Regions from separate parts of the Mus musculus genome. Here region 1 is linked to region 2. Evidence: chromatin contacts called from ENCODE Hi-C or POLR2A ChIA-PET data. All regions are on one chromosome and are shown on one strand. The core of a region is the stretch at or near the end of the contact, and the rest is flanking DNA. Distances in the headings are between cores, read along the strand shown.

Region 1 (4,573 bases), core at 1,284-3,783, 36 kb before region 2:
TGAGTTCTAGGCCACTCTGTAGAGTGCAGCCAGGACTACACAGAGAAACCCTGTCTTGAAAAACAAAAAACAAAAAACAAAAAAACCAAAAAAAACCAAAAAAAAAAAATAGTATAAAATATTTGTGCTATATATGAAGAAATAAAGAATAATACAGTGACCATGTGTTTGCCTAATGTGAGCCTTAAATTGAAGCATGGTGGACTCTTAAATTTCCTGCAGATCTCCCAGCTACCTTTTTCTTCGATGCTGCTCCTTAGAGGAAATCCTGTCCTTGAAGAACTTGTTTATTTCCAGGAGCTTCCAGACTCCACAACTAGATTGCGTTTGGCTAGATATAATCAACACCCTATATTGTTTTGCATATTTTAAGTCTTCTGGGAAAAAAGGTGTGCTGTGTGTGCTTGTTCTACCAATTAAACTAATATTGCTTCTTCTATATGTATACGATGTGTTGTGTGTGTGATACTTGTTAGTGTGGGTATCTGAACATTTGCCTGCAGATAGAAAGCACAGAGGTGCCAGGCATGGTGGCACATGCCTTTAATCCCAGCACTCGGGAGGCAGAGGCAGGTGGATTTCTGAGTTCGAGGCCAGCCTGGTCTACAGAGTGAGTTCCAGGACAGCCAGGGCTATACAGAGAAACTCTGTCTCGAAAAACCAAAAAAAAAAAAAAAAAAAAAAAAAAGAAAAAGAAAAAAAGAAAAAGAAAGCATAGAGGTGGATGTCTGGTGTCTCTCCTCAGTACTCCACCTTTTGTTGTTTTGGGAGGAATCTCTCATCATTATCCTGTTATTTCATGTTATTTCATAGGTGTGGCTAGGCTGCTTAACCAAGCTCCAGGCTTCTGCCTATCTCTCTGGGACTACAGGCATGCACCACCGAGTTTTTTCTATAGATTCTGGGGATTTGAACTCAGGACTTTATGTCTGTTCAGCAGGCCCTTTATTAATGGAGCCAGAGCCTCAGCTAACTCATTTTATTTCTATTTGTGGAATCTATCCACTTTAGAATATGAATTTCTGGCAGATTTTTTTCATTTATGTCTCATAATCCAGTCTATGAAAATAATCACCTACCTAGTTTCCTACTGTTTAACAAGTACCTTTTGCCACTCTCTGCCCTGTCCCCTCCACCCCCCCTATTCAGCTGTTTCTTTTGTTTGTCACGTGGACTATAAGTATAATAATCTTTGTCTAGCGTAAATACTTAGCAGTGAGTCCTAGGATGGGCTCCCCTCAGCTCCACCAACTGCTGTCAAATAGGTTCCCCACAGGTTTCTAGTAATTTAGATTTCTGCCAGCTGTGCCTGTTGATTCCAGTGTTCTGCCTTCCACACTAACCATGATGGTTTTTACTTTAAAAACTTAACCTGAAGGCCTCGGAAGGGACTTCCCTATGTACTAGAAAACTGAAGTCAATTTTCACACACGGTGTTCTCTGTTTTGCAATCTGCCTGTTCTCCTCTTTGCCACTTTTTATTGGTTTGTATTTTTCATTGATCTGTAATTTTTTTTTACATATTCTGCACACAGAACCTATTATATTGGCCTTACATGTATATGACCTATACCTCTTTCTCCTAAGACCAGGTTTGTCTTCTTTATGTTCTGTTACATTAGAGTTATCAGTTCCTGTCACATTTCTCTCCCTAGTGTTAATCATGTGGTCATAGATAAACAAGAAGGAGGGGAGGGGATGAGAGAGGGAGAGATTAAGGAAAGATTCACCAAGAACCAAAGCTTCTTTAATTATTTTTAAGACTGAGTCACATGAAGCCCATTGTTGGCCTTGAACTCACTATGTAGCCCACACTGGCTTTAAATTTCCTACTTCTACCTCCCAATGACTGGGATTACAGATGTGAGCCACCATACCTGTACCATTCACCACATTTTAAAAGCTAATTTTAGATAAGACATCCCATCAGTTTTGTCTACACACATACTCTGTGTGTAGAAGTGAGTCATTAGAATCCCATTCAAACTCAGGTGGTTTGTGTATACTGCATAGTCAAACCACAGTTATTCGGTTCTACACACATTTTCTACATACATTCTCTACACACATTCTCCAAGGAGGCTCTGGGAAGACCAGTAAGTACCCCATGCTCCCCGGGCAAAAATATAGTGGAAGAAATACTTAAACTTAGCTGCTTGAAAACAAAAACAAAATCCTAAATTCGAATGGTTTTCAATTATCCTGGCTTCAGGTTCTTATACAATTTTTAAAAAGATTAACACCCAGTTCAAGCTCTCATTATTCTAAAAAGCGTAATTTCCACCAGGCTGAAATTTTCTATGAGGTTGCCGCCCCGAGGAATGGGTAGTTTTCAAGTTTTGTAATTATAAGCAAAATCAGGTTCCTAACACTTTTTTTTTTTTTTTTTTTTAAGAGTTGCCACTATTGTGCACAATGGCATTCTGGAAAATGTAGTCTCGCCATGCTGAACCAGACTCACTGGAATCCAATCAGCAGACAGCCAACAGCCATGTGCACCGTGGTTGGCTGGGAGCCGCGTCCGCCCGCCCCTTGGCCTGTCACTCAGCCGACTGCAAAGGCGTCCCCCGGGCCTTGTGGAGCGTGTGGTCCGCTGGCCTGTTTGCTACTAGGGCAGGTTGGTGATTCTCCAGGGCAGCCATGGCAGAGCCACAGCCGGCGTCCAGTGGCCTCACTGATGAGACCGCTTTCAGCTGCTGCTCCGATCCAGACCCTAGCACCAAGGTGGGTGACAGGGCCTCCTTTTCGGCGGCTGGAGCGACCTGGGGCTCTGGCCCTGCCTGACGGAATCCTAACCCGGTCTGGCCGCTGCTTGCATGTCGGCCGGCTGACGGCGCAGTGGAGTGAGCTGGAAAGAGGGCGATGGGGGCAGGGGCGGGGGGACAGTGCAGAGGGATCCCCATCTTCAGAAAGTTATTTCAAAACTTGTAAACGCCCCCCAGAGTGCGTTAACTTGTTTATTTTGGGCACGGTGTCTTGAAGCCAGGGCGATTCAGGGTCAGATTCCGTGTCTGTGGGTGCAGTTATCCTGGCTTAGGCGCCATGTCCCTTTAGACGGGCAGGCACTTTCAGAACTTGTATAGCTCAAGGGGCCCCTCTGTAACTGGTCCCTCTCAGCCGTACTCTTTTTCGTAGTCGCCTTGCCGCCAGGGTTCACTCCTCCAAACTACTGCGGTTGCTCGAATTTAACTGCCTTTGCTTGCTTGGCTTTGCCATTGCTCAAGTCCACACTTCTGTCCACCAAGAGTCTCTGGAGAGATTACAGATAATAAATAGGACCTCGACTTGGAGGGAATCTTAGACACTTTTCTTCGGACCCTTTCGTTTTGTAGTTACAACCAGTAAGGAGCTTAACCGATGGCATTGAAAAACTTTCCCTTAAACACGGCTGTACTTACAGTAAAGTAGGCAAGACTCATTCAGGTGTGGTCCCTGCCTCTGCATGGCCAAAAGTTAGACGTGGTGGCTGACGGAGGAATTTATTCCTGTATAGTCATCCGTGCCAGTAAACACCTATATTCAATTAGGTGCTGCATCATTGTGAATTCCTGGATTGAATGTGGGCTTTATGCAGACCTCTAGGAGGGGCAGATAGATGGTGAAGACTTTGGTCCCTGCTTGTTCTTTGCCTTAAGGGCAAACAAGAGTCAGACATACTGTAATTGCCAAAGCTTTTGACTAGCACCAGGTGTGTACTTAGGGACACTCTTAGTCACTACAAAATTAAGGCAGGAAGGAAAGGCCGAATACAGGCACACTCACACACACTTCTCCCCATTCCTTCTATTTACCCATACATAACCTTAGTATGCATTTAATTTTTTAACATTGTGTGTGTGTGTGTGCATGCGTGTGTACGTCAGTGAACAACTTTCTCTCCATATTTGTGGGTATTGGGAAATTCAGGTCTTTGCCTTGGCAGCTGAACCATATCGTTGATCTCCTAGATATTTTATACACTATAAATTGGTTCATTCCATGTGAATTGGTTTCCTACATTACTGAAAATTTGTTCATCCATCCTTCCCTCCCCCCCACTCTCTCTCTCTCTCTCTCTCTCTCTCTCTCTCACACACACACACACACACACACACACACACACACACACATTTTCTTGTTTAGACAGGGTCTCACTATGTAGCTTTGCCTGTACTGGAACTTGCTGTATAGACCAGGCTGGCCTCAAACTTACAGAGATCCATCTGCCTGTTTCCCAAGTGCTGAGATTAAAAGATTAAAACTCTTGCTGGGCTATGTGCTATTTTCTACAAAGCACACCCGGATTCTGGGTATTGTTCTGTGTCAGTTGACTCCCTAGGTAACTGGGGATTTTAGGTAGCAGGCTGTTCAAACTGTAAGACTCTAGGGCCTGGGAATGTGGTGTGGTAGGGAGCATGCTTGACTTTGAATTCAGTGCTTAGCAGCAGCAACAACAACCAACAAACCCAATAAAACAAACAAACAAACAAACAAACAAACAAAAACTGAATGAATGAATGAATGAATGAACTAGAAATCTCAGGGAGATCCTTTTTTTTATAAAGATGAGAGTACACTGTTGCTGTCTTGCTGT
Region 2 (4,399 bases), core at 675-3,174:
CCTAGATAAACCGGGAAGCCAGGAATACACGGGGAAGCTGTTGTCTTTATTCTCAGCTGTACTAGTTTCTTACAGCTGTTGTGACAAGTTAGTAGAAACTGTGTGGCTTATACCAATTCTTGTTACACTTCTAGAGATCAAGCCCTAGATTCAAGAACCCAGTCGCTTGCCCTTTCTAGCTTCTATAGGCTGCCTGTAGTCCTTTGTTCCGTTTTTAAGGCTGACTGGCAGTAGCTTCAAAGCAGTCTCCCCTGCTTCTCTCATAAGCTTTTTTTCTGACTCTGTTGCTCTTGTCCCTAGCCCAGCGGGGCAGCATCAGAGCAATCTCTTCATAACTTTTACTGAACCAGGTCTGCAACTTCCTTCTGTCACTTTCCAGAACAGATCAGCAGATTATGGTGATGGGGGCATGGGTCTTGGTGGGAAACATTATTCTATAAAACACAACAAAGCTGGAATTGGGTATCACCTGTGGGCAGTTTCCTAATGTTAAACTCTAGGGTTTGCTCTGTTTCTTCAAAGATCTCCCACTTCAGTTTGCCCCCCCCCCCTTTTTATTTTTTTGGTTTTTCTGAGACAGGGTTTCTCTGTATAGCTCTGGCTGTCCTGGAACTCACTCTGTAGACCAGGCTGGCCTCAAACTCAGAAATCCACCTGCCTCTGCCTCCAGAGTGCTGGGATTAAAGGCATGCGCCACCACCGCCCGGCTCCCTTTGTTTTTTTAAATGTACCAATCCCGAAGTCAATTCTCCAAGGACAAATAAATTGGGGACACGTGTATCGGAAAGTAGATGTATTAAATTGATGGATATCGTTCCACATGGAAGATGAGAGCGGAGAATGTTTCCCCAACCAACGTATCCACATTCCATCGTTCTACCATGTCATCCGTAAGGAATGTCACTACCATTTAGTAACTGACACACAAAGGCAGCTTTCTTTCCGTCTTGCTAAATGTTACTCCCACCTGTCTCAGCAACCACGCTAGAAACCTGGCCTACCTATTCATTCCCCCGCTCAGAGCTGGCCTCCGCGTTTCCATCCCCACCGCCAGAGTCTAGGTTGTGGCTCTGATCCTTCACTGGCCCAGCCCTAACCCTTGCTGTGTCTGTTCATTTTCACTGCCCATTTAAGTCGTCTTTGCTTGGAATTAAGTCTTCCATCTTCAAACCCACACACCCAGGTAAGTAACTTTCAAGAGTGACGACTCTCCAGTTTCGGCCAGGAAAGACCTACAACCCAATTTCTACGGCTTCAAAGTTCACAGTGCCTGCTTCTTATGTGAAAGATGGAGTCTAATGGGCTTTATACGTTACACTTGGTAGTCCTGGAGTGTCGAGGACTTATGTCCGGGCTTTCTGTCAGGGTCTTGAAATAAGGAGTTCGAATGAGATCAGTTCGCCCGCAGCCTCGCATGCATTATTTCGTCCTAAGTTGACACCTTTCTAGCGCAGGCAAGTCGGGTATCCGTCTTCCCACTGACAGAAGGAGGAAACTGAGTCGTGGTATTTCAGGCCTGGCCTCGTAGCACCTTCATGCTGGTAATGCCTCTCTTGGCCCATTCTCCTCGTCCAACTTCTCGCACGTAGCTGACTGTCCATCAGGCAAGCGACTAAGTGCAGAAAGACGAGGCTTTCTCCAACCGGCGCTCCGGCTCGTCCCCTTACGCAGTGACGCGACCGATGACGCTATTCAGTGACGTGTGATGACGTGCCTCACCCTGAGCCAGGTGTCGGCAGGGCGGCCACACCCTCAGGGCCCAGTACTGGAGGGGCAGTGGCTCCGACCTGGGGAAACACGCCGCAAGACCCCCGCCTGAGGCGACCTGGGGCCCTGGCGTCCTGGGTTCTACTGGCCCACGGTTGAGCCGTTGCTAAGTGACGCCAGCGCGCAGAGCGCGTGCGCGGCCACGGCGGTGTGCGTGAAAGCGGGCGCGCGCCGCGACGGCGGCGGCGAGGAAGGCGGCGACGGCGGCGGTCGAGGGGGCGGTGGCCACGAGGCGGGGTCGCTGCTGGCGGAAGAGACGTGTGTGGCGGCTTCTAGGTCGCTGAGGGACATCGTCGGGGTGAGTCGCCCGGACCGCTCGTGAGAGTTGGGGCCTGGCCGCACCTGCTGCGCGGGCCCGGGGCGCGGGGACGCGCTCCCCCTCCCCGCCGGACCCGCGCGCGCCGCTCCACGCCCCTCGGCCGCTGGTTCCGGGGGCGGGGACGGGGGCTGAGGAGGGTCAGTTCCCGGGCCTGGCGCTCTGGGGTGGGGGTGGGGGGGGGTGAGAGGGGGGCGCTGGAGAGAGGGGTGCCGAGGGACAAGTGACTGGACTCCAGTGCGACGCTGCCGGTTTCCTTTTAGGAATTTGAAGCGGGAGAAGCCCGCGTTCCTCAGCAGCCGCGCGTCCACACTGAGACGCCGACTGTGCAAACCTGACAAACGCGGAAATGGGGACCCTCGGGGTTCGCAAAGTTTTGGGGTAAACCGCGAAGAGATCCGTCAGCTCTACCCTGGCGGGTCTGGGAGTAGGAGCGGGTTGTTAGAGAGATCGTTAGAATCTGTGCCTGCGTGAGCGTCGGGCACACCCACGACCCGGGGAAGGCGACTTGTCAGTGAAGATGCTGGTTGACTAACCTGTTGCCTGGACCTTCCAGCCTCACGTGCATGCCCACGTGCTTCTCTGAACATTATTATTATTATTATTATTATATCCTGTGTTGATCCACATTTTTGAAGCCAAGGGACCATATCCATCCAGTATTGTTACTTCCTCATAGACTCAAATCTGCCCTTGTATCTATTTCCCAGAACCGTGCTGTGCTTTGGCCATTTCAAGGGTCTTGCAGGTAGAGCAGCCCTGCCTTTTGTGTGTGTTCTTCCCAGAAGCAGTGCGGGCTGTTATTTATCTGGTGGAAATGTAGATTGTGTTTCACGCGTGGGCTGGCATGGTGAGACTGGAGTTAAATGATGCAACTGGCCATCAGCCAGTATACAGGATTCTGTTGGGTCCGTTGTATGTGGTGGTTTTTTAAGGAGGAATAATGGAGACAAATGGAAGAAATAATCTTTCCCGTTATGAGTTAAAGGCAGTGCCAAGTGAGAGTGACAAGATAGGGAGCACTGACATTTGATCATGCCTAAAAACTGAGGGACATAACTTTAGAGTTTCCACCCAGAGTCTAAAATCAGGAGATTCAGTTTTATAACGGAGTCTCTGTAAGGTATGGTCTCTGAAGTTCTCACGTCTTGGAATCAGTAAAGCTTGCTTTGAAAAACCACTCAGGAGCCACTGTTCTATTACGAGCTTTTGTGAGTGAGTTACTTATTTCCCCTTTTGCTTGTGCCTCCTAGAAAACTGCCCGCTCCCGGGTAGATAGCTATGCGGTTGATGCGGCCTCATACCCCGTGGACAGTACAAGGGGAACATTTAGTTTTATCCTTCACATAGTTAATGCAACTGCCTCCCTCTTTCCCGAGTTGTGCCTCTTAGTGAGAGGGTTATGGGGTCACAAGTGAGGTCCCTGACCAGCCTGTTTTCTTTTAAGAATGAGCTGTCTAGTCAGAAAAAGAAATCATGTATATGTCAAAGAATCCCAGAAGGAAGTGAGGTAGTAGGATTAGGTGGGGCTATAGTATAGGAGAAGTTTACACAGGAGGAGGTCAGATACAGGGCTGGCCTTTAAACAGAGAGTAAAATTGGAATTAGGAAAGAGATAAATCCTGTGGTGAAAAGTTAGTGCTAATTTGGTCATTGGATGGCGGAAGGATATTTTGAGGAGGCTTGTGTGACTGGAGCAGAGAAAGGTTCCTTGTACAGAAATAGTGGGGAGAGAGGCTTTACAGGGTGGCTGTAAAAGTGTTACAGACATCCCATTAATTTTAGTGTAGACTCCGTCCTGGTTAGTTTTTTGTCAACTTGACAAAAACTAGAATCACTGGGGAAAAGGACCGTCCGTCTGCTGAGGAAGTGCTTCCGTCAGGTTGGCCTGCACAGGATGGGTGTGTGGTGTGAGGGCATTTTCTTAATTGATAATTGATACAGGAGGTCCCACCCACTGCCCTGCAGATCTGGCTAGGCCTTGGCAGGCTGTCCTGGGTTGTAGGAGACAGGCAAGCCAGGAAACGGCATCTGGCTCCTGCCTCCAGGTTCCGGCCTTTGCTTTTCTTGATGATGGACAGTTGGCCTGTAATCAAAATAACCCCTCTCCTAAGCTGGTTTTGATCAGGGTTTTATCACAGCAACAGCAAATCAACTGGAACAGAGTATGTCTGTAGGGTGGGATCAAAATAAAATCTTAGACAAGAATAAGTTACAAGTGTTACTCTTTTAAAACATCTGTTTCTCCTCTTCCTCCCCCTCCTCTTCTTCCTTCTCCTGCTTCTTCTTCTTTTTGTTTTGTTTTTGTTTTTTTTT

The links. A loop is a pair of places that touch in the nucleus more often than their neighbours do. ChIA-PET counts read pairs that join two places held with the same protein, here RNA polymerase II (POLR2A).
Region 1: a map of heart shows a loop between it and region 2 (6-fold over the local background). The contact joins the promoter of Glo1 here to the promoter of Btbd9 in region 2. A Hi-C loop is called at or near these places in 7 of 37 maps with a recorded cell type or tissue (adrenal gland, gastrocnemius and heart). POLR2A ChIA-PET finds 5 or more read pairs at or near these places in 4 of 5 experiments (Patski and embryonic stem cell).

What each region holds. Positions count from the first base shown.
Region 1 is chr17:30,610,619-30,615,191 of GRCm38, reverse strand. Glo1 (glyoxalase 1) reads left to right here and starts at 2,533. Exons shown (of 6, transcript NM_025374.3): 1 at 2,533-2,724. The coding sequence starts at 2,641.
Region 2 is chr17:30,573,812-30,578,210 of GRCm38, reverse strand. It overlaps Btbd9 (BTB (POZ) domain containing 9), which reads left to right and starts at 1,924. Exons shown (of 11, transcript NM_027060.1): 1 at 1,924-2,065.